2 separate regions of the Homo sapiens genome follow, and region 2 is linked to region 1. A link is an interaction called in ENCODE POLR2A ChIA-PET data of the cell type or tissue named here. Cell type or tissue: MCF 10A. All regions are shown on one strand. Links, peaks and the distances in the headings refer to the core of each region. The heading gives the core; the rest is flanking DNA.

Region 1 (16,278 bases), core at 4,859-12,858:
ATTACCTCCAAAAATTTTTCTTATCCTTTTGCAGTCAGTTCCCCACCCTTGGCATCAGGCAGCCACTGACCCGCCTTCTGTCACTGTAGATTAGTTTTGCCTGTTCTAGAAATTCATATAAATTGAATCATACAGTATGACTCCTTTTGTGTCTAGCTATTTTTGCTTCTCATGTTTTTCTAATTTATTTGTGTTGTGCATGTATTAGTCACTTACTACTTTTTAGTTGCTGGAATAGCATTCCATTGTCTGAATATAGCTGGGTGACTTTTTACTCATTATTTTAATGCCTATTTTTCTTATAGCCTTATTTTTTTTTTATACCTTCTGGTATTATATATCATTCCAGGTATTTTAACTGATCAGTTTTACTGAGATAAAAATTCATTGACTTACACTTAGGAGTTTGTTTTGTTTGTTTCTATTTTTCTTTGCTTTTTTGGATTTTTAAAAATGAAAATTTTTTTATCATTATAAAAATAATATATATTTACTGTAAACATTTAAGAGGGTAATATAGTTACCCTCTATCCCTGCTACCCAGAGATAAACACCTTTAGCATTGTATATAACCTTTCAGACTACATTTTTATGATTATATATGAGTATGTATATATATTTATGTGTATCTGTATAATGGCCTTATACATTTCCGTAACTTCCTACATCTGTGACTGTGGATTCACATTAGCTTCTTAATTACATAGTATTCCATTGTAAAAATATGATTGTACCCCATTGATAGACCCTTTTTCCCCCAGTTATTTCTTATAATCAGTGCTGCTTTGAACATCCTCTCATGTACATCTTAGTGTACTATGTCTGGTTACTATTTTAGAATAAGTTCCTAGAACTAGAAGTGGGTATATTAATTCGAAATCTCCAGAGAAACAGAACCGGTAGGATATGTGTGTATATGAGAAAGAGATCTGGCTCACGCCTGTAATCCCAACACTTTGGGAGGCTGAGGCAGGCAGATCGATTGAGCTTAGGAGTTTGAGACCAGCCTGGCCAACATGGCGAAACCCCATCTCTACAGAAAAATACAAAAATTAGCCAGGCATGGTGGTGCATGCCTGTAGTTTCAGCTACTCGGGAGCCTGAGGTGGAAAAATCACTTGAGCCCAAGAGGTGGAGGTTGCAGTGAGCCAAGATGACACCACTGCACTGCAGCCTGGGTGACAGAGCCAGACCCTGTCTCAATATATAAATAAATAAATAAACGCTCATCCAAAAATACCCTCGCAGAAACATCCAAAATAATGTTTGGCCAGATATCTGGGCACTGTGTCCCAGCCAAATTGAGACATAAAACCCACCATCATGCATCATGTGTTGATGATTAGGCTTAATTTTGAAATCTATGTTTTCTACCTGAATTTACCTAAATATAAATAGTATCAATGAACGCTATTGTTGGTATAGCCTAAGGAAATAAATTTTGTCAACAGAAGTATAATTTGTGAGTAAATAATTTTATAAAATGTTTCTCAAAACTGCAGATGTAGCTTTATCTGCTGACCCTGAGGGAAAAGAAGATGGGGAAGAGCCACCGGGCACATCACAAACATCCCCCGAAGAGTTCACAGATGCAAAACACGAGTCACTGTTCAGCCTGGAAACCAATTTTCTGGAAGAGGAAAGTGGAGACAACTCTTCTTTGAAAGCCTCTCAAGGTCATAGCACAGTGTGTGTTATTTGAATTCACCAGGTGCTTAGTATGGAATTTGTGTACTAATACACATTGAATCTATTATTGGAACAAACAGCAATAAAAACAGTTTAGTGGCTAGATCTAGAGCTGGGAAAAATAATTCTAAAAGGTATTTTGTGTTTCTCAGTGTTTAGGGGTTGGACGGGACATTTAGGAGAACAAACAAGAATGATGGTAGGGAAGGCCAGCTTCCCAGGCCTCACATTTTCATTATTGGAGTCAGGGGAAGATTTCTGATTTTCTCCCCAAGTAGGGAAAGAGAAAGAAAAAGAGGAAAAAATACTTCCTCTACCCCTCACTTGCTGTTCCTTTTTGGAGCAGTAATTTTTCAGATTTGCAAGACCCAGGGGTGGCTAATCTGAGTGGTCTTTATTACCAGGGAGACCCTCAAAAGCCAAAAAGCCCTACCCTGTGTCTCCTGCCTCCCACAGACTCTTGACCACTCCTGTGACCAAATGGCAGTCACGTGGTCAAGACGTGCCTATGGCGGGCTTTGATGGGTTCCTGCTGTCTCAAGTCCAGTTTCTCAGCCAGTGTCTGGGTGGGCAAGTCAGGTTGGTCTCGTTCTGTATCCTGATTGCCTTCATTGATCTCATTGCCATTCTTCAACCCAGCTTTACCTTTAATGAAACAGAAATTTTAATCCTCATTTGACTCATTTAGTTCTGTTGGTTATTTTGCAGGAGAAGAAGTGACAGGTAGAATTTGTAGATTTTAGTACAAACTCCATTCTGAACCATTAAAACTTAGAAACTTTGGAGGAAACATTAGGAAGCTTGACTGTCCCATAATTTCTGTGGTTGTTTTGCTCATACAGATATATTAGCATCTAGAATTCTTATGTCCTGTTGTTCACTCTTAGATATTTAATACAAGATGCATTTCATTTGAAATTTTACTGTTTGGATGCTTGGATGGGTCATTTAACTTTGTTCTGTTTCTTATGAGTGGGACTGGGAGAGAAGGTTGGGTGGCTAGCTCAGAATACTAAAGATTACTTGGAGTGCAGATGCTATCATGTGGATCATTTGTTCAATTCAGTGGAGTATTGGTCATATCTGTGTGTCCCAGTGCAAGATCAATCAGACATGGAACCTGTTCTTAGAGACCTTGCAGTCTGCTAGATAAGACATGTATATATGTATATGTGTTGGAATGGGTGGGTTGGGCAGAGTAGGAGACTTGAGAAAGTGATGACTCTAGGGAACAAGGTGAGCCAACGTTGTGCCTAACACAGTAAGCCTGGGAAGTATTTATTGTGATTCAGTGGGTAACATTAAATTGATAACATTTGGATATGCAAAAATGAAGTGAAGGAGAGGCTGGAATTTTTAGTTGAAGGAAGGAAAAGCACAGAGGCAGAAGAATTTGAGGGCCATATAGTCCAGAAATGATAACGGAGATGCAGGTTGGAGGTATATCCTAAAGTGCTCTGAATTCCAGGCTGAGAAGTTTCTTCAAAAGTTTTCAAGCTGGGAAGTAATATAATTAGAGAAATGTTTTAGGAAAATGAACCTTTCAGAAGTTTTTAAGCTCTGGACTTGGCCAGAGGGTGGGGAAAGTCAATGGAGAAAAGGATGAGTTAACACAATGAAGATCAACATGTCTTTCACAGGGGAAGACCACAAAACCCCTCTGTAGTTGCATAGTGTGCTGACATTTTTTATTTCTGAATTAGATCCATTTCTTCAACATGTGAACAAAGAACTGAAAGAAAAAGCAATTCAGGCTGTTGCCACAAATCCCAAAACTACCCACGAGCTTAAAGTAAGTGTTGCTTGGTCATCCCGGTCACAAATAGAGAAAGCTCTAAATAAAACAGTGGTCTTGGGTTTTAGTGGCCTCCCAGAATGTATGATATACACCTGCAGTAGATGGCTTGATAGGGAAGCAGGGCATAAGGAAGGCTAGAAGAGCCTAGTGGGGCACAGTTGTAGCTAGAAAACGCACCAGGAAGCTGGAGTGTGGGTGCCAGATAATATAATGATGGGTAAGAGTGGATTTGGAGACCAACATCTTCAAGGAGCTATCACATTTTGACCCAAGGCAAGTTCATCTGCTTTTTTGCTATTCACTATTCTAGTCTGCTAGAGGGGGATAATAATACCTATCTCAAAATAGAATAGTTTACTAATACATAGTGTTCAGTAAAACAGTGTTCATTAAAACAGTAGGTACTACTGTTGTTCATTTGTTTGAAATATCTGAGGTAGGTCCACAAATAAATTATCCAGATATTGGGCAGTTTTTGCTTCTTTGTTCTTACCACTGATGCCATTCATGAGAGTTGGTCATCCTTTTTTTAATTGAAATTTTTATTGAGGGAATAATTATAGATATACATGCAGTTGTAAGAAATCATACAAAGACATCTTGTACCCTTTGCCCAGTTTTCCTCAGTGGTGAAATCTTGTAGAACTGTAGTATAATGTCACAGCCAGGAAACTGACATTGATATAATCTACCAGTCTTACTCAGATCTGGTTTTACTCCTGTTCAACTGCATATGCCTGTGCCTATATTTATATACAATTTTATCATGCATAGGTTCCTGTATCTACTCCTGCCATCAAGATGCAGAACATTTCCAGCAAAATACAAATCCTTGTTGCCCTTTTATAACCATATCTGCCTCCCTCTGCACCCTGCCCCACCCCCATTTCTAACCCCTGGTAACCACTAATCTGGTCTCCATTTCTATAATTTTGTCATTTTAAAAATGTTAAATGACTCATACAGCATGTAACCTTTTGAGATTGTTTTTTTTTCACTCAGCATGATTCCCTGGAGAGTCATCCAAGTTATTTCAGCTATCAGTAATTTATTTCTTTTTATTGCTGAGGTTGTCCTATTTTTAGATCAGCAATTTAGCTATAATGCAAAAATTCTTAAACTTGTATCCCACAAAATAGAAAATAGTATTCCTTAGGATTTAAACAAAATGGACAGATTTCTTGTCATAGAACTTGTCAACACCTTTAGTATCGAGTGTACATTGTCAATCTCCCTCAGAGGAATTAAGTTTTGTGATGTTTATCAAGGGTATTTGACCATGGAACCCCTTTGTTTCTAGAATGAATGTTGACTCTTCCCAGAATATATTCCACAGAACAGTGTGGGACAACTGATAGGGTGAAGAGCTCAGATTTGAAGTCAGAAACCTTGGGGTCTAGCCCTCAGCTCCATTTTCTTCTGTGTAAACTTTGTATCATACAACCTCTGTATGAACCTCAGTGCTTCCTAAACTATAACATGAGTATCATGGTAACTACCTTGCAGGGCTGTTGTGAGGATTAAATGAGATGATCTATAAATCATGAAAAAATTCGCTAAATATAGTACTATGTGAATGTAATTTACTGTTATTCATTTCTAATTTGGCTCTTGATCTGTTTCTCCCCTAGTGGCCTATTCTGGGCCAGCTTTTCTTTTCCTCTAAGTTTCAGAAGTTGGAAACATTTAAACCCCCAAAGGATATTGACTTAAAGTCACTTCATCTCCAGAAGCCTCTGGAATCCACCTGGACTAAGACCAACAGCCAGTTCCTATCTGGTCCCCAAAAATCAAGCAGCCCATTCACCCCCCTCCAGAAAGAACTCTTCTTAATTATGAATTCTTACCGGGACCTGTTCTACCCGGAAAGGACTGCTCTGAAGAACGGGGAAGAGATCCGCCATGTGTATTGCCTGCATGTGATAAATCACATCCTCAAAGCCAATGCCCAGGTGCTTGGCAACAATAGCAGACGCCGAAGCCAGAAGTTTGGAGTGGGTGATGATGATGACTTCAGAGACCAAGGGTTAACAAGGCCCAAGGTGAGTCCAGCAGGAAAGCTTTGCTCTCGAGGAGGTGGCTGCAAGGCACTGCCATAGAGGTGCCTGACACTTAGCAGGAACTTGGGTATTTTAATAATTGACTGGCATAATGAATGAGCCCAAATGTGAGCATATTAAGTAGGCCAGGTAGTGTCAGAGCAGCACTGCAGCAGCTTAGTGGGCTGTTTCTGACAGTGGATGTAGCTGGAAACTTGCGAGAAGGAGGCACTTCATGACACTTTCCTTAAAGATAAACCCAGAGTATATAAATAAAACTCCATTATAAATCTCTTCTTTGTGGTTGTCAAAGCTGGATGGGACCTTAATGAGCCTTTTATCCAATCCCTCCATATTACAGCTGTGGACAACCCCAAATTCGTAGAAATTCATAGAGGGCCTTGCTAAAGAGAACCAGGGAAAGAATAGCAGAGATGAGACAAGAACCATAGATTCTCTTCACTAAGCCACATACATACGTCAGCCTTTGAAAGCAAAAATTTACATTTGCCACTGTAAAGTTATTGCTGCTTAAAGTGATGCGTTTGTATTCATAAGTCTAAGCTCTAGTGGATTTGAGGCCTTAACAGGAAATGGCTTTCAATTTTATCTACATTATTCATGATGTTATAGAACCAGGACTTGTCCCCCTGCCCTGAACTGCATCTCTCCGTATTGAAGAAGCCTCATCTTTTTAGAATTTTCTCATTGAGTTTAATAGGATTCTAGAAATTTGATACTAATGTGGCCTTTAGAGATTTCTTAGTCAAACTCCCTTGTGTAATAGCGGGGGAAACCAAAGCCCCGACGCTTACTGTCACCGCTGGAACAATAACCCAGTCCTCTTAAATCTTGGTCCACCATCTCTGCAACTGTACCAAGCTGAGTCCACTGCACTCCTTGGGGCTTGAACATCAGGGTTATAAGGTTGTTTCCATTTAGAATTACATAGAAGAATAAGAGGCAGATTATCTATGAAACATATTATAATTTGGTGAATTACGTGATTTAACTGGGGTTATGTCCATTGTTTACAATAGGAAATTAGAAATTAACCATTTTTTAAGCATCTTCGGTTTTTATTCTCAACAGTAACTTTAAATATTTTTGAATATGCTTAGAAAGCTGAGTCCTGTTTTTCCCATTAATTGTGGTCATTTTTTTTTAGAAATGCTTTATTGTCATTTCTGAAACACTGTATAGAGAATGCACTAGAAATGTAATGATGTGTTAATCCTTTTTCTTACCCGCTTTATTTCTTCTCTACTTGTTCCATTTATTTATTCGACATGTATTTATTCACTGTGTCTTTAGGATAAAAATATTGCACTAATTCTGTGGGAGACACAGAAATCTTTCCCTCAAAGAGCTCATGTGTTTATGTCCTTGAGTTTTTACTGGTAGACGTATCTGTTAGAGGCATTGGCTTATTGTAAAAGGTATTTCCAAATTCTGCTTGAGAAATGTCTCACGTGGACTGATGGGTCTGAAGTCCGCAGGTCATGGTGCTGGGGTTATGAAAGGTGCTCAGTTTCTGGTGTTGAGCCAAGCCCTGCGCAAAGCGGGTAACATAGGTATGTTTCTTGGCTGGGGGCCACTGCTCTACATGGAGCTTTTTAGCTCCACTTCCTCAGCAGTTTCACCTCAAGATCCTGTTCCTTCCTCTTACCCCACTAAGGCTGCTGTTGCTGTCTGCACAGGTACTGATAGTGGTGCCATTCCGGGAAGCTGCTTTGCGGGTGGTGCAGCTCTTCATCAGCCTCCTCGAGGGTGACAGCAAGAAGAAAATCATTGTGAGCAACAAAAAGAGGTTTCAGGGAGAATATGGATCAGATCCCGAGGAGAGACCACCCAACTTGAAGAGGCCTGAGGATTATGAAGCCGTATTTGTGGGCAATATTGATGACCACTTCAGGATTGGTAATTCTTCCTTATCAACTTTGAGACCTAAAGTGTGAAGGTCTACATAGCTGGAGACCAGAAGCTGGAATTAGATATTTTCCCAGTGGATCACTCACTGTGCCTCTTTAACAGAACCAGTGTGCCTTTGAGACATGTTGTTTGCCATGGGAGAGTCTTGCCTTGGCTAATGGGGTGGACATTAGGCCAGTGGAGTCGGGAGGATCTCTGAGGCCATATATGAAAGGCACATGTACATTTATAACAGAAATTTATAGCAAGTTTATAACAGAAGTGTGAAAGCACACCCATAGCTGGTAGCAGATAGATGCTACAAGGGGTTCTCTAGGATGTTGGAAGTGATGGGGCTGATGGGGTCATTCTGGGGAGGCTGAATAAAATGACTGTCTCTACATAAAGGTGGACTTTCTCCTGTGTGCTACATAGATGCCTACCCTGAATAATCTCCACACATGACTTCCACCCAAATTTTCACATTTTTGCTTGTCTCTCATTCAGCTCCCATTGACTTTGGTTGGTTATACCTTTTATAGAGTAAAGTTCTTGGGGAAATGTTCATTAGTCACATATGCTCATTCACAAATACTTATTGAGTATCTACAGTGTGCCAGGCACTGTTAAGAAGCTGGGAATCTACAGATAAATATAGAAATAAAAGTTATAGTTCCCATTGCTAAGGAAATCCAGCCTACGACAGAGCAGGCAGTGCAGGATATGTGTGCAACGGTTGTTCTCGGAGCATTTAAAGCAAACCCCCTTACCCAAAATGGGGGCAGGGTGGTTAGGGAAGATGTCGTGGTGGAGGTGTCATCTGTACTAGGTGGAAACCTGTGTAGGATTCAGCCAGTTTCAAAGGGAGGTGGCTGAGTGGAGGAAAACATTTCAGACAGGAAACTGCCTGTTGCAGAGGCATCAGGGTGACTAAGCTTGGAATGACCTATGATTCACACAGGCTTCGGTATGGTGGAATGTAAGGCATAAGGAGACAAGAGCTCGTGTTTTGTTTGGAACATATATAGCTGTCCAGGAAGCAGTTGGTATATTGTTCTGGAGCTCAGGAAAAAGATATGGGCTGGAAATACACATTTGTGTGAAGGTGACATTAAAGCCATGATCAGTGAGTCAGTTAACCCAAAGCTTTATGCAGCACGAGAGCAGAGCTGACAAGTGAATCCACCAGTTTGCAGAAGAGTTATTTGGATCTGGAAGGACAGACAAGGGCCAGGTCAGTGATAGAAGCAAAAGTGAGAGTTGAAGTCATGGAAACTATTAGCAAGGAAAAGAGCATTGCAAGGCAGCTGTTAGTACATTCTGTGCCGTTTGTACTTTCCTCATAAGAAGCTCTCAAAAGTGTTCATCCTGTTGGTGACTGAGGACTGTGGGGACCTTAGCAAGAGTCATTTCTCTGGAGTCCTGAGAATCAGAGGCCGGATTGCAGTGGAGTGAGAAGTGAAGGAGAGATTTGAAAGTAGAGAGAATTCTCTGGAGCAGTTTGATAGTGACGGAAAGGAAGAGAAGGTAGAAGCTAGAAGGGACTATAGATGCAAGGGAGAGATTTCTCTTGTTCTTATGTTTTAATAATTAAAGCAGTTGAGCACAGTTACATGCTAAGAGGAACAAAAGAGATGTGGAAGCAATAGAAGTGGTGGACTGCTTTGAGAGGGTGGAAGGTAATGGCTTGGTAGTGACTAATGAATTGGTGTGTACTTGGCTGTTTTGTGTAGGAGTGGCAATACTTCAGAGAAGCATCCGACTCTATGCCCCGTTTTACTCCTCGGATATCCTCATTGCTTCCCCCCTGGGCTTGAGGACCATCATTGGTGGAGAAGGAGAGAAGAAGAGAGATTTTGACTTTCTGTCTTCTATCGAGCTTCTCATCATTGATCAAGCTGACATTTACCTGATGCAGAACTGGGAGCATGTCCTGGTAATGCTGGCCATTCACATTCAGTGGGACAGTATTCATATTTAGAGGGATAAGACACCCAGTGGTTTAAGTCCTAAAGAATTATTTAAGTCCAGATTAGAACTCTTGTTTGGAAGCAAGGACACACACTCCACATTTTCTAATTTGAAAAAGTCTTTTGTCCCCTTTTCTACCCAGAGATTGTCCATAATTAAACTGTCTACAGATTAAAATTCCTGTCAGTCATTTTCAAATCTCCAGAAAAGATTTCTTTCCCTTAAAATTTCTTTCTACTAACTTTAGGGTGGGTGGATGGGTGGATGGGATAGGTTGATGGATGGATGGGTCCTCACCAGGAACATCTTTACCTAACATAATCCCACATGTGGTTTTTGCTTATGCTGTTTTGTTTGGTCTTTGGTGAAGATGGGAATACCCTGCTCAAGATTTTTTAAGGTGGGATCTTGTTTTGTAGAGAAATATAGGATGTCTTTATTACCCGATGTAATTTGTACTGTAATTTTTTTCTCCTTCTCCACACACTCTGCAGTGTTATCAGTTTTAGGACTGAAAAACTGCTTTGGAACAATCCTTATTTAGGAACTATAGGTTTATTTTTCTAAGGCATATGGGAACTCACCCCTTCTACAACCCCATGTCTTGAAGCTTGCAGGAAGTTTGGGACAAATGAAGGGTAGAACTTACTTCTAAAGTAGGAAATAAATTTATTGTACTCATTACCCTTCAATATCTATTACAAGGTAAAAATATAATTAAAATGGAAAAGGCATTTGGCATAGTCGAGTTATATTCTTAGATTTGAGGAAAAGACAGGGTGACACTGCAACTATTCCTAATGTTTTGAGAACCAGGTAATTGAGGGACAGCAGCTCTGTTTTCCATGGCATTTCCCTTCTTGTCCAAGTCTGGGACTTAGGGACCCATAGAGAGACCAGTGTGGCATTTCAGAAGTTCATTTTAAAGGAACATTCCTGTAGGTACCATTTTGATCATTTGTTAAAATTCCAGGAGGGCCAGTTTTAGCTTATCTCCTCATTGGGGATGTTTGGCTGACCATGGGCAAGTCACTCACCCATGTGAGCCTCAGTTTTCTTGTTATAATTTAGGAGATGATAGTACATGAGTTGATAGACTCGGAAAATGTTTAGCAATGTCCAACATGTAAATGCTCTCAGTCAACACTAATGGTAATATTATTTCCACTCAAAGCATTTGATGAATCACATGAACCTACTACCCCTGGACTCACATGGGGTAGACTTTTCTCGAGTGCGGATGTGGAGCCTCAATAATTGGTCCAAGTACTATCGCCAGACACTGCTATTTGGGGCCCTTCAGGATGCCCAGATCAACTCAGTGTTCAACAAGTACTGTGTCAACATGCAAGGCCAGGTGGGTTCTCGTCTTGTTTCCTCAGTATCTTCATGAGCACTGTTTATTGTTTGGGTCCTGAGGTAGAAGGAGGCGATAGCTTCTGGTCAAGAAGGGGATGGCTGTCCACCTAACGCTCTTGTTGACTACTGGCAGGTGGCCGTGAGGAATGTCCCAATGACAGGCTCTATCAGTCATGTCCTGGTGCAGCTCCCACATGTCTTCCAGAGGATGGAAGCTGAAAACCTAGCTTCAGTGATTGATGCCAGGTAACCCACTCCTCCCAGCAGGCCCCTGGGGACCACATAGAGAGATTTGACTTGGGCATACAAACCTAGAATTGGATTCCATTTTGCTTTTATTGATAACTACCAAATCAGTTGAGATAATTGAACTTAATTATGTCATTTGTCAGAGGAGGAAACTGAAGCACAGAGAGAAATAGTGACTTTGGCCTAGGTCTCATAACTAGTTAGTAGCAGGGTTATTACTATAAATCAGGACTCTTTCACTCTTGACTGTGGCATTTTAAAATTATACAGCTTTATGCTACAAAGTGTCTCATGTCAGCAAGTTAATTGTAAGCCCCTCAGGGAAAGAACTATTTTTCTAATTGTATAATTTCCCCCTTTTTCTTCATTGTGTTTAGTTAGGGGACCCCAAAGAAGCTTAGTGAGGCTTAGTATATGGTAGATGTTCAGTGATTATTTGTTGACTGTTGGACTGAGTGACTGAGTGACTGACTGACTGACTGAATAGTGTGGTGTGTACTTCCTAGAGTAATTCTCTGGGATATAATGGTATTACATCTGTTTTTTACAATGAATAGTGTTGACACTTATTTTTTTAGTGTGCTTATCAAGTTTTATCCTTACATAATCTCTTTGAGAGGAGGTAAATCATATTGGCCTCTGGGGAGGTAATCTTTTAACACGAGATTGTAATTTGCTCAGGGTCACACAGTTAAGAGACACCATAAGCTTAGCTCTAGACATTAATTTTGCCCTTTGCCATTCCAAATCAGGTTTAACTTTTTTGTGAACAAGATTTTGCCACAGTATCGTGATGCAGTCATGTCTCACACGCTCATCTATATCCCCTCCTACTTTGACTTCGTGCGTCTTCGAAATTACTTCAAGAAGGAGGAATTGAATTTTACCCACATCTGCGAGTACACGCAGAAGTCTGGTGTCTCCAGGGCCAGACACTTCTTCCTTCAAGGAGAGAAACAGTTTCTACTTTTCACAGAGCGCTTCCATTTCTACAAAAGGTAAAGTGGTGCCAGGTTTCAAGCCTCCTCTCTGAAGGGGAGGTGCAGGACAAATCATGGCCTGCTCTGAATGCATGGCAGGCTTCGTGGTGTTGAGATCATCCCTCACTCTCGCACTCTTACAAAGTAGCCAGAGAGTTTTTGGTTTGGACAGACTCTTCTTGGTTGGTTAGTTGGTTTTCTCCCAAAATGGGCATTGCTGAAGAAGGATGTAGAAACCAAAGCATACCCTGTCTATAGACCTGGCATGTAGCTGTGGTTATACACTGCAAGAAGGACATTACAGGACAACTCAAATGAATACAAGGAAGGGGAGGGACCTTCCCTGTATTCACTTGAGTTGTCCCTGTCTAGACTTTTTCCCTCTGTTTGCCCTCAGTGCACAGACAAAAGCATTGAGAACTGTGTTTTCTGGGGAGATGGAGGCTGAGTACAGTGTCAGTTTCCAGACAGTTGCGGTGTTCCTGAGGTATGCACAGATACTCCCTACCAAGGAGAACTAGGACCGTGGGCTCCTTGACATTTGCAGGAGGTAAAAGGGTAAGGGCTTCAAGTTGAATGTTGAAGGGTTTCAGCGTTTGCTTAGATTTCCTACCAGGTGACTTTGACAAAATAAGTTGATTGGTCTTCATGTTATTTTTTTAAAAACTCAGGCCAGGTGCAGTGGCTCACACCTGTAATCCCAGCACTTTGGGAGGCCAAGGCAGGCGAATCACCTGTGGTCAGGAGTTCAAGACCATCCCGGCTAACATGGTGAAACCCCGTTTCTACTAAAAATATAAAAAATTAGTTGAGCGTGGTGGTGTGTGCCTATAATCCCAGCTACTCGGGAGGCTGAGGCAGGAGAATAGCTTGAACCCGGGAGGCAGAGGTTGCAGTTAGCTGAGATCGTGCCATTGCACTCCAGCTTGGGCAACAAGAGCGAAACTCCATCTCAAAAAAAAAAAAAAAAAAAAAAACCAACTCTAATTAGAGGGTTAGTAATACTGAGCCTTCTATTACTGTTTGGGATAGTGGCGGCCCTTCTGGCCCTAGAGCTCATGTATTTTATTGTTTTGCTAAGTCTCTCTCTGTTGATAAATAGAAAAAGCTTTTTTATTTTTTAGATTTTTATTTTCAATTTTCATGGTTGCATAATATGTAAAAGGCTTTTTTTAACCCTTGCCTGTAGAGTTATGTAAATTACATTCTGTTACCTCATCCTGATTTCACAATAATGTCCAGTGGATTTAAGTTCTGACTTTACTGTTTTATTAACTCACAATGGGTGCATTTTCTCAGAGAATCCTAAACAGATACGCCAGAAATCTCCCAAGCTTTGGAGCACATTAGATGATGCACTTTGGCATTGCATTACCTTTTAGTTTATGCTAAAACGATTAGGATGGTGCTCCCCAGATAACGTCCTTGTTCCCAGGATGGGGAGGGAGGCGTCCCAGCAGCTTGCCTAGGCATAGCAAAGCTGGCATGGCATGACCTCTTAGAGAGTTGAGGATTGATTAAATTTGTGTTTCCCAGGCTCCATTCTTGGCTACCCAGAGAAGGCTGCTTGGCCAAAGAGTGTTAATGAATGCCTGCTTGTTGCCCTCATTATTTGCTCTGTTCCAGTAAGTTGTCGTTTCCATTCATGTTGGAAAGTATTTGGGGAAGTTGCACTCATCAGGTCTTAAAAGCTCTTAGCTTTCTATCATCTTGACAAATGAAAGCAAGCCCTTTAAGTGAAGTGGATGGATTGGAAAACTTCCCAGTGTGATTGTCTATGGCAACTGTGAATTAAGCTGGGATGGGAATTAAGCTCTTTAATATCTCAGCAGCTTTTCAAGGACAGGGCATGGAGCCCTTTGTAAGCAGGACAGTCTCCTGTATTACACTGTCTATTTACCAAGCCATGTTGCCCTCAAAGTCACGATAAGGACAAATCTCAGCATATGCCATTTGCTTTATGCCCTGGGCCAGGTTAATTGGTGTTTCTTTTGTAGAAGATGAATGAAAATAATGTGCTTTAGAGTTCTGCAACAGCTAATTATCTCAAGGTTTCCAGCTATAGAATTTTTTGCTCGAGAGATCACCAAGGTGATGATGGATGTTTTGGTGTGCAGTGCCTTTGTGATTTTTTTTTTTTTAATTTGACCTTAGAATAAGTACTTTTTTTTTCTTTTTCTTTTTCTTTTTTTTTTTTTAAGACAGTCTCACTTTGTTGCTCAGGCTGGAGTGCAGTGGTGTGATCTCGGCCCGCTGCAGCGTCTGCCTCTTGGGTTCAAGCAATTCTCGTGACTCAGCCTCCTGAGTAGCTGGGATTACAGAATTGCATCACCACGCCTGGCTGATTTTTGTATTTTTAGTAGACGAGGTTTTGCCATGTTGGCCAGGCTGGTCTTGAACTCCTGGCCTCATGTGATCTGCGCACTTCAGCCTCCCAAGAAGTGTTGGGGTTACAGGCATGAGCCACCGTGCCCGGCCAGAAAATGTACATGTATTTTATATTGTAGTATCTGACTCTGTTTTTATATTCTCTATGACAGCTGGCAATGTTAGGAAGATTAGAATTCATTTTTGAGTTAGCAAAAATTTTTTAACCTGAAGATTTGTTTTATGTGGGGAAGATTAAACTAGCAGAATCTTAGAATTGGATGAACATTTGGTCATGATTGCCCTCCCAGTGATGGGTCACAGCTCTTTTCCAGTGCGTTATCAGTGGGTTTCCACAGCAGGGAGGATCTCAACCAGGAGGCAAGTCAGAAACTGGAGGTGGGATTTGTGGAGTTTGGAAAGGCTGCTGGGAATTTCTGATTACTCCCTTCCCCTACAGGAGAATCCCAGTTCTAGAAGTAGTAGACTTGGTCTTTATGGACCGTAGGAAGGAGCCAGTCTTTCAAGTTCATTGTGGTTGCCTCATTTGTCTTTAACAGTGGCTCGTGAAATAGACATGTGGAAGGTACTGTAAGGGTGATTAGGCTGTGTTTGTAGGAGTCACTGAAAACAAAGCATATATAAGGGAGGAGGAAGGCAGGGTAAGGGGTGCTCAAGCTATGGAGACTTGCCACTAACTGCCCCTTGGAAGAGGCCCTGGCCATGTTCTCTGTTGCCAGGAGATACTCAGTCTCTATTGTGGTTGCATTGGGACTGAGACAGATTTTCATGTGTGTGTGTTTAATATAACACTTAACAGTTTTATTGTTTTGTTTTTCCTGATTGTGAGGGTATTTCACAGTTATTGTAGAGATATTGGAAATTTTAGGTTAAAAATCTCACTGCCCTGATATAAATACTCTTTTTGGTAATTTTTTTCCATCTTTTTTATGTGAAAAATGTGTGCACATGCACACGTGCACACACACACGTGTTTTTTTAAAAAACAATACTAAAATTAGGATCTTTTTTTGTTTTAAGGATTTTTTTTTCCTTTGTCTTAGATGTTTTATGTGCTCATTTAAAAAAATTCAAAGACTAACATTTTGGCCTGTATATTTGTATATTGTGGATTTTTGTGTATATTTTTAAGTTACTATATATAGCTCTACGACATCCTCTCTTCCCCCAGGTTTTTATTTGAAAAGATTTCATTGTGAAAGAAAATTGTTAAGAGACTAACAATAAACATCTGTTTATTTATAAATGCTTTTACCCCAAATTCCACCAGCTGTTCTCATTTTATCACATTTGCACATACCCATCTTCTCTCTATCCCCACTCACATCTCTTATTTTTTCTTCCTGAACCATTTGAAAGTAAAGTAGCGTGAGTCTTCATTGACACTTCACCCCTAAATATTTTAGCATGTAGCTCCTAAAAACAAAAACATTCTTTTATCTAACCATAGCACCATTATCATGCTACCTGATGTTACTACAGTAATATCATCTGATATCTAGTCTATATTCAGATTTTGCTAGTTGTCACCAAAATGACCATTATAGCTCTTTCCCCTCCGGCCAAAAAGGATTCAGTAAGGATCATATATAGCATTTGGTTAACTTACTGCTTTTGTTTCTTTAATCTAGTTTAGTTCTCAATTGGGGAACAATTTTGCTCCCTCAGGGACATTTGGCAATATCTGGAGACATTTTTGGTTATCACAACTGGAGGATTATTCTGGTGGTTCCAGTGGGTTGAGACCAGTGATGCTGTGAAACACCTTCGTTCACAGGACAGCCCCCAACCACAAAGAATTATCTGTCTCAAAATGTCAGCAGTGTTAACACTGAGAAACCCTCATCCAGAATAACTCTCTTGCTTTTTTACTTTTTCATGACATCGACATCTT
Region 2 (16,278 bases), core at 3,362-11,361, 55 kb after region 1:
TCCAGGACCCTACAGATACCAAAATCCATGGATGCCCAAATCCTTTATATAAAATAATGTAGTATTTGCACATAACCTATGCACATCCTCCCATATAGCTTATCTCTAGATTACTTATAATACCTAATACAATTTAAATGCTATGTAAATAGCTGTTATACTGTATATTTTAAATTTGTTTTATTTATTTTATTCTCAAATAATTTTGATCTTTGGTTGATTGAATTCACATATGCGGAACCCAGGGACATGGAAGGACTATATTCAGTCTCTCTGATCTCTGGATTCTCATAGCACTTTTTCTGCTTCTACTATGTAGCATTTATGTCTTTCCACCTTGTACCATAAATATCTATGTGTTTATGTCTTACTGTGTCCCGAATTGGTAGGTTCTTAGTCTCACTGACTTCAAGAAGGAAGCTGCGGACCCTCCTGGTGAGTATTACACTTCTTAAAAGCAGCATGTCTGGAGTTTGTTCTGATGGTCGGATGTGCTCCGAGTTTCTTCCTTCTGGTGGGTTCCTGGTGTCGCTGGCTTCAGGAGTGAAGCTGCAGACCTTCGTGGTGAGTGTTACAGCTTATAAAGGCAGTGTGGACCCAAAAAGTGAGCAGCAACAAGATTTATTGCAAAGAGCAAAAGAACAAAGCTTCTACAGCTGGAAAAAGACCAGAACAGATCGCCGCTGCTGGCTCGGGCAGCCTGCTTTTATTCTCTTATCTGGCACCACCCACATCCTGCTGACTGGTCCATTTTACAGAGAGCCGATTGGTCTGTTTTACCGAGAGCTGATTGGTCCGTTTTGACAGGGTGGGGATTGGTGCGTTTACAATCCCTGAGATAGACACAAAAGTTCTCCAAGTCCCCACTAGATTAGCTAGACACAGAGTGCTGATTGGTGCATTTACAAACTTTGAGCTAGATACAGAGTGCCGATTGATTTACAATCCCTTAGCTAAACATAAAGGTTTCTCCAAGTCCTCGCTAAACTCAGGAGCCCAGCTGGCTTCACCCAGTGGATCCCGCACCCGGGCTGCAGGTGGAGCTGCCTGCCAGTCCCGCGCCTTGTTTCCGCACCCCTCAGCCCTTGGGCGGTGGATGGGACGAAAGGGCGCCGCGGAGCAGGGGGCGGCGCTCGTCGGGGAGGCTGTACAGGAGTCCACGGCGGGTTGGGGGAGGCTCAGGCATGGCGGGCTGCAGGTCCCGAGCCCTGCCCCGCGGGGAGGCAGCTAAGGCCCGGCGAAATAATCGAGCCAGCGTCGGTGGGCCGGCACTGCTGGGGGACCCGACGCACCCTCCGCAACTGCTGGCCCGGGTGCTAAGCCCCTCACTGTCTCCCGGGCCGGCCGGCCGTTCCGAGTGCGGGGCCCGCGAAGCCCACGCCCACCCAGAACTCGCGCTGGCCCGCAAGCGCCGCGCGCAGTCCCGGTTCCCGCCCGTGCCTCTCCTTCCACACCTCCCTGCAAGCTGAGGGAGCCGGCTCAGGCCTCAGCCAGCTCAGAAAGGGGCTCCCACAGTGCAGCAGCGCGCTGAAGGGCTCCTCAAGCGTGGCCAGAGTGGGCGCCGAGGCCGAGGAGGCGCCGAGAGCGAGCAAGGGCTGCGAGGGCTGACAGCACGCTGTCACCTCTCAATCCTGTCTACTGTTCTGCTAGAGAGGCAACCTAAATGCCAGGCCAAGGTGAGGAACAATTATTTGCTCGATCAACTTCCCAGAAGTTTCTATCAATAATTCTTCTGGGTTCAGAGTTCTCAGAAATATTGAAACAAAGTTGGTTTCTAATTCTGTCTAAAGAGATAACATTTTTACTTTGAAGGAGACATCATATTACTCTTCTTACATTCCCACTTATTTCTATACAGGAGGTAACTTCACTAACTGTTCAAATATCCACTCTACTGGTTCCTCCCCAGGTAGAAAAAAAAAAAGATTAATTCTTTAATTTTTATAGTGAGCAGGGCTATTGGCTTCGAAAACAGGAAACCAGGCCTAGCAGGTCGTCTGGTCCGGGCTTCCACATCTATCTGTCTTCTAGGTGAAGAGAGCCCATTGCATCTTCCTTGCCCATGCAATAGAGAGAACTAGGTCTGTCTTGCTTGTGACAGTGTGTGTGACAAACCTTGTGGCCGTTTGCCTTAGTGAATTAACGGCAAACTCAGAGTCTCTGCACTCTACACATTCCTCACCTTGGAGGCTCGTGCCTGTCCCAAGGCCCAGATTCCAGTGCAGAAGTGAGAAGCCCCCAGTTTGGCACCAGTTTCAAGCAGCTTTTCTCTATCCGAAGTTGTACCACAGATTCTCATATTGTAGAGATTATTGGGCACTTGCCAAAGTGTTGATAAAGCTAATATTTTTGTCTTTTTTTGGCTAGCGGTGCTTATGTGTATTATCTAAGAGTCAGAATCCAGAGAGGAAAAGAAGGTGGTTTTACATCCAGAACTGCTGGCTCTGTTGCTGGGTTAGGAGCTTTCTCCATCTTAGTCTGTTCTATATCAAGGCTAACCTTACTTTCATGGATCAGCGAATCTGCAGGCCCTTTCAGTGATTTTTAAAGCCATACACACAAATACTATCTAACAACCCTCAAAGATGGCCTGCCACTAGAAATTTATTCATTTTACAGTTACCAAAGTAGGAGGATGGAGACACCTTCAGTAATATTTGTTTAGGGACCTAGAATTCAAAACTAAAAACTATGTAGTCTAATTTTGTCACAAATAGCTCATACATGTTAGCAAGTTAATTCTGACAAAAGTCAATCTAGGCGGGCTTACTTATATTTCTACTTATCATCTTAAAAATAAAGTTTGAGTTCCAGTTCCACTACCAGTTGTTCTGTGATTTGGATAAGGCCTATTCCTGGGCCTCCATTTCCTCGTCTAGAACAATGGGTGTTTTGATCCAGACCATCACTGACAACCCTCCTGCTCCTATGTCCTTTTCATACTCAGAAGTTAGCATTTGAGCCTACGTTGCCTTCAGGGTGTATTTTGGTGGCTCTGAGGGGTTTGGGGAGAGGCGTAGATCTAGAGGAAAATTTAATGAACATAAAGGGAGAAACTTGCCAGATGCAAAGTGGGAGTTTATTCCAGGAATATTAAATTATCATGAAATACATCCATCTACATTTATTAAGAAAAGGAAGCAAAACTCTTCTTGCCTGAAGCCTTCATTTCTAAAGCATTAACAAATTATTCATTTCCTTCATGAGCTCTTTAGTCCTTGGGGTATTTAACACCAGGAGTTTGACCATATTATGACTCATCCTTATATCACATGATAAAGATGATACTAAATATTGTAAACATATGACAGTGGATATAAGTTATGAATCCTCATTAATTTATTTTGCTTTTAGCTTAATGGCTTAATACTTTGCAGTAAACTTCTTTTTACCCAAAACAGGACTGGTGTGTCTCAGATTTGCAGTATTTTCATGAGTAAATACCACTGACCACATTAAGAAAGCATTCTTCTTTTATGCAGATGTGTGCCAAAGATTATTAAAATGAGAAAGAATTTTACTTTCTCAGCTACTTTAAAAAAATAAGATTTTAAAACAGGCCATATCATTATTTAGCTGTATACTCTATGTTAGTTTTCCGTGACTGCATAACACATTATCACAAACTTAGAGCAACATCCAATTCTTGGCTCACAGTTCTGTAGGTCAGAGTGTGGGCTCTGCTGGATTCTTTACACAGGATCAAACAGGGCCAAAATCAAGGTGTTTGCCTACTGGCTCTTCCCTGGAGGATCTGGGAAGAATCTGCTTTCAAGGTCATTCAGGTTGTTGACAGAATTCTATTCCTGTGGTTGTAGGACTGAAGTCCCATTTCCTTGCTGGCTATTGGTGGGGGGCTGCTCTTTGGTCCTTAAGGTCACTCACATTCCTTGGCAGATGACCCCTTCCTTCTTCGAGCCAGAAATGGTGCATAGAATCCCCTTTGTGCTTTGAATCTCTGACTCCTCTTCTGTTGCTAGCCAAAGAAAACTCTCTGCTCTTAAAAGGTTCATCTACTGGGTCAGGCCCACACAGATAATCTCTGTAACTCAAGGGTAACTGATTTGGGACTTTAATTATATCTGTAAAATACCTTCTCAGCATTAAGACGATTAGTGTTTGACTAACCAGGGACAAGCATCTTGAGGGGACATTTTTATAATTCTATCTATCTGTCATACATGACTAACCAGGGACAAGCATCTTGAGGGGACATTTTTATAATTCTATCTATCTGTCATACACAGTTGTCCCTTGGTATTCATAGGTGATTGGTTTCAGGACCTCCCCGAATAGCAAAATCCACAGATGCTGAAGTCCCTGGTAAAAAATAGTCTAGTATTTGCTTATAATCTATGCACATTCTCCTGTATACTTTAAATCAACTCCAGGTTACTTATAATACTTAATACAATGTAAATGCTATGTAAGTAGTTGTTTTTAGGGAATAATGACAAAGAAAAATGGTCTGTACATGTTTGGTACAGATGCAATATCTTTTTCCAAATTATTTTCTACCTGTGGTTGATTGAATCCATGGATACAGAACTCACGGATATGGAAGGCCAACTGTACTTTAATGCAATTAAGCAAATTATCTAACCTCTTTTTTTTTTTTTTTTTTTTTAAGAATCCTACTCTGACAGCTTTAATGAGTAGACCTACAAAGGGATTATGCTTATGATAACTTTTCTACATCAGCCAACAAAACAAAATAATAAAAACAACAACAAAAACTGTTCACACTGGATCTATAAGATGCCAAAGCACATGAATAAAAAATAGACTTAATCATTATCAGTCTTGTTCACTGCCATTTGCCCAGCTCTTGGAACAGAGCCTGGCCCAAAGTAGGTGCTCATTAAACATAGTGTTTGCTGAATGAATGGATGTACAGCACTAATTACAGCCCTTTAGTTAACTATTCATCAAGTGCTCCCTGCACACAGTGGACTTGTGCTGAGTATAGTGAAGGAAGATTCATTGTGCTGGTTGATTTTATGTGTCAACCCAGCTAGGCTATGGTACCCAGTTGTTTGGTCAAACACTAGTCTATATGTTGCTGTGAAGGTATTTTTTAGATGTGATAACACTTAGATAAGTAAAGTTTGAGTTAAGCAGATTGCCCTCCATAATGTGGGTGGGTCTCATCCAATCAATTGAAGATTTTAAGAGAAAAGACTCAAAGCGGGTGGATCACTTGAGGTCAGGAGTTCAAGACCAGCCTGGCCAACATGGCAAAACCCTGTCTATACTAAAAAAAAACAAAAACAAAAATGAGCCGGGTGTGGTGGCACATGTCTGTAGTCCCAGCTACTCAGAAGGGTGAGGCAGGAGAATCACTTGAACCCAGGAGGCAGAGGTTGCAATGAGCCAAGATTGCACCACTGCACTCCAGCCTGGGTGACAAAGCGAGACTGTCTCAAAAAATAAATTAAAAAAAAAAAAAAGAAAAAAGACTGAGGTTCCCTGAGGAAGAAGAAATTCTGCCTTCAGATTTCTTTCAGACTCAAAACTGCAATATCAACCCTTCCATGGGTCTGTGGTATTCTGGGAACAGGGAAAAGAACAGCCCAACTAAAGAATCCCAAAGGTAGAGAAACATGCTGTTATGGAACCTGGAGCTAGGTTGCAGAGAGCCCTGATAAGCATAGAACATAGGCTGCAAAAGCCTTAAAGATTCATCTTTTAAATAAACAGCATTAAGTACTTCTCTTTCTTGGGCAGGCTAGAGTTCCTATCATCTTGCCCAGGCCTCTCATCTTGTAACAAGAAGCTGAGACCCAGGGCGAGTGTCCTTGGGTCACAGGGGAAATCTTTGCAGGAGAATGCAATCTTCTACTGCCTCAGCCAGCACTCTGGCTACCACATTTTCCTGCTTCCTGCGTCTCCAAACTCATCTGCCCGCTCCCGCGTTGCTTACTGCAACTCAACCACACTGGTTCTCTTGCTGCTCCTCAAATGCTCTAAGTTTGTTCCCACTTCAGAACCATTACACTTGTTCCCTCTGCCCAAAAGCCAAAAGGACCTTGCCTTGGGTTTTCACACACTGGAGCTTCTTGTCTCTGATCTCAGCTCAGCTGTTGTCTTCTCAGAAAAGTCTTCCCTGACCACAGGCTTGAATGGTGCCTCATCCACATCTGTCCCATTGCCCTGATTTACTTTACTTTTTTTTTTTTTTGAAATTTTTTTTGAGACAGGGTCCCACTCTGTCGCCCAGGCTGGAGTGCAGTGGCACAATCTCAGCTCACTGCAGCCTCCCTTTCCCGGCTTCCTGGGTTCAAGTGATTTTCATGCCTCAGTCTCCTGAGTAGCTGGGACTATAGGCATGTGCCACCACGCCCGGCTAATTTTTGTGTTTTTAGTAGAAACGGGGTTTTGCCATGTTGGCCAGGCTGGTCTTGAATTCCTGAGCTCAAGCAATCCACCTGCCTCGGACTCCCAAAGTGCTGGGACTACAGGTGTGAGCCCCGCATCCAGGCTACTTTCTCTATTGTACTAATCAATGTCTAGAATTACTATTATTTACCTCTCTATTGTTTGTTTCCCCAAATAGAATATAAATTCCCTGAGAGTAGAATTTGTTCCCTAATGTGATTTGCTCATTGCTTTAACCCCAGCACCTTGAATAATGTACATATTAGGTACTCTATAATTATGAATCGAATTAATGAGTGTTGAATACAGATCTCAGCTCTTGCAAAGTGGTTTAAAGGGGAAAAGAGATCAAGAGAAGCAAAGAGGCATTTTAATGAGGTAAGCGGAGAAGCCGCCAGCAATCACCTCTGGTCCCACAGCAATGCCCTTTCCCTTCTTCCATTTTTTTTTCAAAGCAGATGCCTCTAGATGGAATTGTTAAGGTCACAGTTCTTGCTGGATAAAAATCACAAATCGTGCTGACTTCAGCTCACCATTAAAATTCCCCACAATGCCAGTTTCAAAACAAAGTGCTCTCCGAAAGATGAAACCTTATGTGTTCCTCCCTTAACGTTCCCCTCTTAACCGCGCATCATATGAAGCCTGTCAGCTTCCCTGGACTCACTGTGCTTTATCACTAATCCTTCACTTTTCCCTTTCTGCCTCAAAGGAGGATGCTCCCCGCTTCTCTTACTGAACCAAACATGGATTTGCTTATGCTGTGCAGTAAAGCTAAACATCCACCCTGAGGTTTTGCAGCAAAAGAAAGGAGGATGTTTATTTGCAGGGCCCCAAACAAGGAGAATCTGGCAGTTTACACTTCAGACCTGACCTACTTGATGGCTTACAAGCAAGGCTTTTTGTTGTTGTTGTTTTGTTGTTGTTTGTTTGTTTGTTTGTTTTGAGACAGGGTCTCACTCTGTCATCCACGTTCAGCGTGTGCAGTAGTGTGATCTCAGCTCACTGCAACCTCCACCTCCCAGGCTCAAGCGATTCTCCTGCCTCAGCCTCCAGAGTAGCTGGGATTACAGGCATGCACCACTATCGCCCGACTAATTTTGTATTTTTAGTAGAAATGGAAACCGGTTTCACCATGTTGTTCAGGCTGGTCTTGAACTCCTGGGCTTAAGCGACCCTCCCACCTTGGCCTCCCGAAGTGCTGGGATTACAGGTATGAGCCACCGTGCCCAGCCTCAAGCAAGGTTTTTTCAAAGGCTGAGATAAATTTCAGGAAATCAGAAATCACAAGCAAAATGGTAAATCAATACATGGAGGTTATATATTGGTTTGGCCTAAAAAGGTGGTATATCTCGAATTGGGGCTTTACAGGTCACAGGTGGATTCAAAGACTCTCTGGTTTGCAATTCACTAAGGAAGCAAAGCTTTGTCTAAACATTTGGGGTTGGAAGAAAAGAATGTTAAGATCTAGCATGTGGGCATGACTTTCTCCAGGGCCCTCAGGAAGAAATTTAGAACAAAGAATGATAGAGTTCAGTCCTCAGTTCTCCCGTTTGAGGTCTACATGCCAGCAGACAGTATTTTCCATTTGGTGGGGTGCGGGGGAAGGTAGGGGCGGGTCCAGGTTTCTGAAAAACAACTCAGGGACGAGGTATGTTAAGATGTTATCTTTAGTTTCTCTAGAGAACCAAACATCCTGTGACTCTAACTTTCTTGGCTATTGTTTTAAGCTATTAGATTACTCATTTATTTCTCAAGGCTAGCTAGGTGCCTGGAATTTCCCTTGAAGAAACTCAAGATTTTCCTTTATTCCCATGCTTGGGTTGGGGGTGGGAAGGCAGGATCCTAAAAGGGGTCCCTGCTCTGTCTCACTTCCATTTCAGGATTTTCTTCTTTACTTGTTCTCTGAACCCCTTCCCAACTGATCTTCCTCCTGCCTCAGATCCACATTTCACATTGCCACCCAAGGATCTTCAATAACCACTTATATGAATATTGCTCTCTTACTCGGATACCTTCACTGGCTCCTCAAACTCACATTATTGAGCATGGTACTCAAGGCCCTCCCCAAGGACAAAGACCAGCTTACCCTCTTCACCCTTATTTCTACGTGCCCTAGCATTAAACTGACGTCAAAGCATATAGGATATAACTAACTACCTGCAATTTTAATGCAATGGAGCTGTTGGCTTGTAGCTATGACAGGAAAAGACATTTGACCACAGGGTATGCAGGGTATCTGGTGCAAAGGCATTCTGGCAGAGCAAACCCAACACATCAGTTTTACTGTTTCCCATGACTTGCGAATCCACCCTGGAGAGGATTTGAATCAGTTGACTTCTTCCTCTAAAACCTTCCTAGCTGCATGGCTGTTTGTGTGTGTGTGACTGCATTATTGAGTACACAAGCCTTTTGAATCAGGGATCTCAGATTTTAGAACTGTCAATTATTTCACATCATCCTAAACCTCTCTTCCCTTCCATTAGCGTGGATAATTGGAAGCTGATGAGGGTTAGCATTACACAAGGAGATAAATTCATTCAACAAACATTCAGCAAACACTCATTAAGTACCTAATGTATGCCACCTTGAGATACAGTGTAGAAGAGGACACAACCATGTAAGCATCATTACTTCAGAAGAAGAAATGCTATAATAAAGGTATGTTCAATATTAGGTGTACTGAGGGAACATAGAGACAGTGCTTCTCTAACAATCTAAAGAGGACAGGGAAGGCTTTGGGGAGAAGGTGACAAGACGTGGAGGATGTGAATCTGAGGCAAGGATAGAAGGAGAAGTAAATTTGCCAGACTTCACCCCCATACCATCAGTATAATTTGAGAAATATTTTTAAACATCATGACTGTACAGATTTTTTTAGTGGCATTATTTGGGCCATACTGAGTGATTGCTGCATGCATTTCTACTCCTTTGACCTACTTTTTCATAAGTGTCAACAGAGGCTTGCAAACAACCACTAAAATAGTGTTCACAATGTATCAGGACGGAGTTTTGAATTAGAGGCGTCCATGCTGTGCTGAAGCTGGTGGTCTTGTGAGCAGAAACACTTTGCTAAGGTTGTAAGAGAGAAGCGAAGGAAGCATAGCAGGGCAAGAGGAGGAAAGAGACAGAGCAAGCCTAAAGCTAAAGAGTTGTGAGGGGTGGAGCCCGGGTCATTCAGGGATTTTTTTAAAGTGGGTTGCTCACAATGTTTCTGGAAGAGCGTACAACTTAGCGGACAGAACCCATATGACTTGTAAATTACAAGGCAGTCATTACATAGCCAAGCTACAGGAAGGGCGCCTTCTGTTAGAGTGGCTACGTAACTCTCGATTTCAAAATGCCTATTGGTTCATTTGCAGGACTCGGCAAAAAATAAGCACAAGAGTACATCAAACTTAGCATTTTGGATCAAGCCAATTTTGTTGCCAAAGGACACTTCATGAGATCAGTAGTAGCTGCCTCTATGTTGATCATCTAAAGTCATAGAGGTACCATATTCTCAACTTCTTCCTATGAATTTCAGTTTTTAAATTACTGAGTCAAAAGCAGTAAGCATTTAAATCACTTTTGATAACTAGCCTATATAGTGTTTATCAAAAGAGCTGTATTAATTTACTGTACCACCAACAGGGTACATGTATACCAGATTCACCACGATCTGTCATACATTTAGCAAAAGTAAGTTAGTGAGTTAACAATTTATGATTTAGTATATTTACAACTGTGTCCGGAATTGATGGGTTCTTGGTCTCACAGACTTCAAGAATGAAGCCGTGGACCCTCGCGGTGAGTGTTACAGCTCTTAAGGTGGCGCGTCTGGAGTCTGTCCCTTCTGATGTTCAGATGTGTTCGGAGTTTCTTCCTTCTGGTGGGTTCAGTGGTCTTGCTGGCTCAGAAGTGAAGCTGCAGACCTTTGCGGTGAGTGTTACAGCTCTTAAGGCAGGGTGTCTGGAGTTGTTCGTTCCTCCTGGTGGGTTCGTGGTCTCGCTGGGTTCAGGAGTGAAGCTGCAGATCTTCGCGATGAGTGTTACAGCTCATAAAAGCAACGTGGACCCAAAGAGTGAGCAGTAGCAAGATTTATTGCAAAGGGCAAAAGAACACAGCTTCCACAGTGTGGAAGGGGACCCCAGCGGGTTGCCAATGCTGGCTCGGTCAGCCTGCTTTTATTCTCTTATCTGGCCCCACCCACATCCTGCTGATTGGTAGAGCTGAGTGGCCTGTTTTGTCAGGCTGCTGACTGGTGCTTTTACAATCCCTGAGCTAGATACAAAGGTTCTCCACCTCCCCATCAGATTAGTTAGATACAGAGTTTTGACACACACGTTCTCCAGGGCCCCACCAGAGCAGCTAGATACAGAGTATTGATTGGTGCACTCACAAACCTTGAGCTAAACACAGGGTGCTGATTGGTGTATTTACAATCCCTGAGCTAGATATAAAGACTCTCCACGTCCCCACCAGACTCAGGAGCCCAGCTGGCTTCACCTAGTGGATCCCGCACCGGGGCTGCAGGTGGACTGCCTGCCAGTCCTGCGCCGTGCGCTCGCATTCCTCAGCCCTTGGGTGGTCGATGGGACTGGGCACCGTGGAGCAGGGGTTGGTGCTCGTCGGGGAGGCTGGGGCCGCACAGGAGCCCATGGAGTGGGTGGGAGGCTCAGGCATGGTGGGCTGCAGGTCCCAAGCCCTGCCCCACGGGAAGGCAGCTAAGGCCCGGTAAGAAATCGAGCACAGCGCTGGTGGGCCGGCACTGCTGGGGGACTCAGTACACCCTCCGCAGCCACTGGCCCGGATGCTAAGTCCCGCATTGCCCGGGGCCAGCAAGGCTGGCTGGCTGCTCCGAGTGTGGAGCCCACCAAGCCCACGCCCACCCGGAACTCCAGCTGGCCTGCAAGCGCCGCACGCAGCCCGGGTTCCCGCTCGTGCCTCTCCCTCCACACCTCCCTGCAAGCTGAGGGAGTGGGCTCCAGCCTTGGCCAGCCCAGAAAGGGGCTCCCACAGTGCAGTGGGGGGGCTGAAGGGCTCCTCAAATGCCGCCAAAGTGGGAGCCCAGGCAGGGGAGGTGCCGAGAGCAAGCGAGGGCTCTGAGGACTGCCAGCACGCTGTCACCTCTCAAAACAGTACCTTAACAATGGTTTAACGTGCATTCAACAAACATCCAGGAAACAATTATTAAGCACTTAATGTACTTTGATTACTGGAGTTATCTTTTTAGGCTGGCCCAAAGCCACTAGAAAGGTCCATTTGAATCAGGCATCATTGCTGATTTGATGATTTCTCCCTTTCCTTCATCCGCCATAGGAATCAACATATATATATATGTGTGTGTATGTATACATATGTATATATACAGTCATTGAGTTCTTTTGACTCTCTCTTTCAAAGGTCTCTTACATCTATCTATCCTACTATTTTTATTCCTGCTACCATCAGCATAGTTCATAGTGCAGAAAGCTTAAGTCTGTGCTACTGAAAATGTCTTCACAGGTCTCTCTGCCTTCAGTCTTCCCCATGGTAATAATCACAACTCATTTACTGAGCAACTACTATGAGCCAAGCTGACTGCTGGGTGTTTCATAGACATTACCTCCCACAACAACCCCATGGGGCAGATATTAACTCCACTTTACAGATGAGGAAACTGAGACACAGAAAATTAAGATAATCACTGAATTTACCCAACAGTAAGTGGAAGAGCAGATATTTTAACCTGAGTCTGAGTCCAAAACCTGTGTCCTCAATGAAACATTTCTCGAATCAGTCCTCTAACCCATTCTAAACATTCCTGTACTTGTTAAGTCATTGCCTCTTAACTTCAAACCCCTCCTATGATACCCAGCTTTGTGATGCTCAGCTGGGACTCTGCAAAACAGTCCGCTTTGCCAGTTAGCTCTGTGTTGGGCTCTGCCAATAGGGGGTGCTAGAGGAAGAGCTCAAGGCTGGAGGAGGGAGGACAAAGTCCTCAAAGCAGCCCAACTACCTGCTTCCCGTGGACTTCCTGTGAGCATCACTTCTGTGGAACTTCATCCCAACAGCAGCAGTTCTGTCCCACAGTAGCAGCTAAAATGCAGTTTGCCATTTTCCCAACACTTACAGAATGAGTTTTATCACATCCCCCTCAAAGATGCCAGCATTAGCCAGCAGGTGCCCCTTTTCCGAGATGCGGGTCCCAGCCCCACTTAGGCCCTCCTCCCAAACAGTATCTCCTCTTCAAGTCTGAGCTTTGGCTTCTCAGAGCTGCTCCTCTTCAGCTTCCAGGGTTTAGTCATTCTAATATCTTCCTTTTGTTCCCTCAGCCGTAGGGGTGGTAGTGTTTTGATGCTAACTTCATAATATCTTAGAGTTCCTTTTTACCTGTTCAAGTATCTAGTTAACACATTTATACCTCATTAGCAATTCTGGAGGAGCTGTTGCCAGAAGGAACTTACTCCAGAAAGCAAGTGAACCTGAGTGATGCAAGGAGTGAAACATATTGGATACTGTGTTGTTCCCCCAAGTCCCCTCTTTTGGGCCACAGCACCCATCTTCCAGTTGCTGGGGGTATCTACAGCTGCATCCCCTGGGTTTCATGGAACTGCCTCACCCAAGGCTACAGCCCCTGTCAGCAGTGTCTCATGGCCAATGACCTGCTGAATGAGGGCATATAAAGGCCAACCCCCTTGCCTTAATCTGGGCTCCAGGATTCCTGTGGGATCAGCAGAAGCCTCAGGAGCTACCTCATTGTGAGTCACTTTCTCCCTCTGCCCAATCTTCCTGCTTTCCTCACTTATTTCCATGTGTTTCTCCCCAGAGTATTCCCAATAAACCTTCTGCAGGTAACTGTCTATCTCAGTCTTTTTCCAAGTATTTCTGGTACGCTAACCTTAATTAGTGATATCCAACATCACAAATTAGTGATGTCTGTAGAGATTTCGATGGGCACTATGATTGAACTTGGAGTGGTGGAGAGCAAATACCAAGAAGAAAACTATTGCTACAGGAACAGTTGATAAATCCCATCTCCATAAACCCAAAGCAAAATAACAACAATATAGAACTATCATTCCTGAAAAATAGCCTAATGCAGGAAGGGTGTGGTAGTCACATCCTGGTAGCATTTTCAGGATATTTTTGTTGTTCTGTGTTTTCAACTACTTTTTAGCTTTAACAAGTCAAATTGCCTTGCTACCCCGAGGCCGCTTCAGAATACATATGCTGCATTGGTACTTGAAATCTGCATATCTTATTTTTGTTTTCCACTGCCTGTAATTCTATAAATAAAAGGGAAAATAATGTATGAAATTTCAACTTATCTGCAATTCATATTATATAAAACATTAACTTTTGGGAAGAAGGAATTGATTTAAATTATTAAAACCCTAAAAATGCTAATACACAAAACAGTCATCTCTCATAACATTATGTATTCTAAGAAGTTGCTACTTGAGTTTTTCAAAGGCTTACTCATGAACTAATTTTCTCAGTCTGCAAACAAATTTAAGTGTTCATAAATGCCATTAAAATTATATCCTGCAGTTTTGAAACAATATTCAATTCATTTTTAATGAAAGAAAATATATATAAAGGAGATAAAATATTCTTCAATTAGTGTTATGGTTTATACTTCAGGCAAAGAATAAAGCCTCCCTGAAATATTTCAAGAAAATTGACTATTTTTGGTTTATTTTTAATATCATTATAAGCCATAACTACATTTTGTTTTAGGGAGATAAACATTTATCACAACCAAATGTATGCCTACCAGAAGTTTGATTATCTGAATAAACTCGAGTTGAGGAATATTTAATATGTCACTTAAAGTTAATACCTAGGAAGAAGTCTCAATTAAATCCCAGGTATAGAGGTGAGTCCTCATGTTTTATTTGGCCTGATATGATATTGCTGGGTCTTTCTTAAGGCCTTAAGATAGTGCTGTGAAAATGTCATTTGTATATTTTTATGATACCTGCATTTTGTTTGGATGTATTTTATATGTTCTTATTTATACCGTAGCTTATACTTCCTGACAGTTTTTCATTTTAAATTGGATCATAAATATCCTTCACTTAATAGTTTCTTGATTTTCCTCTTTGCCATTTCTTCAGATTTTATCTTCAAAATAACCTCTCATTTTCTTGACTTCCTGGATAGCACAGAGAAGAAGACACATTCTTCTCTGAACAAGGGGGAGGAAGGAAGGAATTACAATAAGAAGCCTAGGTAGAGGAAGAGTGGGCAGTGAGATACTTTTCCTGCTATCAAATGTCTTCTCTAACATTTAGAAAGGTGTGGAAAGGCCGCTAGTTTAAAGACTAACAAACTAGGAAGGCTGACCACATATTAGCAGAGTTTAATATTTTAACCAACTGAATATTAAATTTATACACAAACACAAGATTAAATACATACTCGTTAATATGCTACCTAGCAACTAGGGCTAGCTATTTAACCAGTACATATAGGTAACTGTAACTGAGTCCTTGAACTGTGGTTAAAACCTTCTGAAAATATTTGTGCGTGTGTGTGTGTGTGTGTGTGTGTGTGTGTATTTACACTGCTCCTAAATTGACAATGGATTTCAGGAGACTCTAGAATTATATATACAGTGAAGTAGGAAAGTTGAATTAAAAAACAAACAAAAAAAACAGAAACAACTAGTGTGCTGGTGTTTGCTGGTTACAAAGCAACCAGTCCCCTTTTCCCTCCTCCTACCTTTACCTTTGTTTTTGTTTTTTTTTACCTCCCCAGTGTAACTGGGAGAAAACTGACCCCACTACCAGATCCAGGGTTCTGATTAGTCTAAATCAATCAGGATCTTACGATCTGGATTAGGCCATTTTTGCATTGCTATAAAGAAATACCTGAAGGCCGGGTAATTAATAAGGAAAAGAGGTTTAATTGGCTCATGGTTCTAGGATGCACAAGCATGGCACCAACATTTGCTTACTTCTGGTGAGGGTCTCAGGAAGCTTACGATCATGGTGGAAGGTGAAGAGGGAGCAGGCATATCACATGGTAACAGAGGGAGCAAGAAGGGGAGGGAAGTCCCAGACTTTTAAACAACCAGATCTTATGTGAAATAAAGGAGCAAAAATTCATTTATCAGCAAGAGGATGGTGCTAAACCATTAAGGAGGGATCCATCCCCATTATCCAATCACCTCCCACTAGGCCTCACCTCCAAAACTGGGAATCACATTTCAACATGAGATTTGGCAGGAAGAGACATCCAAACCTTATTACTGTCTCTCATGTGACAATGCATGGGAGGCCCCTGTTCATAGGTATGGACATAGGACCCTTTGGCAGTCTTAAAACATGGCCCCCAAATTCTTTGACAGCCTTCCTATTGAGAGGTAGAATTTCTGTCTCCTCCCCTTAAATCTAGTCTTTTTGATTTCTTGACTAATAGAATGTGGCAGAACTGACAGTTATGTTAGAAAATACCAGTTCCTACTCCCTGTCTCTTGGGATACTTTGCTTTGGAAACACAACAACCATGCTGTGAGGAAGCCCAAAGCAGCTCATGAAGAGACCCACAGGGAGAGTAATCCAGGTCTCTGGCCCTCAATTCCAGCTAAGCCACCACCTGACAACTAGCACCAATTTGCCAGCTGTGTAGGTGAACCATCTTGGAAATGAATCCTCCACCCAATTCATAAGCTAAATAAATTGTTATTTTAAGCCACTAAATGGGTTTACAAAGCAACAATACATAACTAGAACACTGATACTTGACACCTTGTAGGTGAACTTTTTTTCTTTCTCTTGAGAAGTTTAGGCTCTTTCGTTAATCCCTCATGAAGTTTAATGTTAACACCTTTTTTCTTTCCTTTTCATTTCCTTCCTTCTTTTTTTTCTGACATTTGGTGATCCTTTTTAATAACAATAATAATAATAATAATAAATCCTGCAATTCTAGGGA

What was found. Peaks named below come from ENCODE experiments on the same cell type or tissue, not always from the same donor. Only the 100,000 strongest peaks of a DNase experiment are listed, where the experiment ranks them.
Region 2: POLR2A ChIA-PET joins it to region 1 with 14 read pairs; 2 of 35 experiments call an interaction of 5 or more read pairs at or near these places.

What each region holds. Positions count from the first base shown.
Region 1 is chr1:209,831,683-209,847,960 of GRCh38, forward strand. It overlaps UTP25 (UTP25 small subunit processome component), which reads left to right. Exons shown (of 12, transcript NM_014388.7): 4 at 1,503-1,676; 5 at 3,393-3,481; 6 at 5,119-5,529; 7 at 7,227-7,446; 8 at 9,171-9,373; 9 at 10,583-10,765; 10 at 10,901-11,013; 11 at 11,769-12,014. Among named protein-coding and RNA genes, the nearest start is that of UTP25, 12 kb to the left of the region's middle. RefSeq lists an enhancer at 8,122-8,416. In MCF 10A, for the core only: no CTCF peak of the experiment used is centred there; DNase peaks (open chromatin) are centred at 7,069 and 8,379.
Region 2 is chr1:209,887,877-209,904,154 of GRCh38, forward strand. No RefSeq gene overlaps it. Among named protein-coding and RNA genes, the nearest start is that of SYT14, 42 kb to the right of the region's middle. RefSeq lists enhancers at 7,519-8,718, 10,616-11,143. In MCF 10A, for the core only: no CTCF peak of the experiment used is centred there; a DNase peak (open chromatin) is centred at 8,065.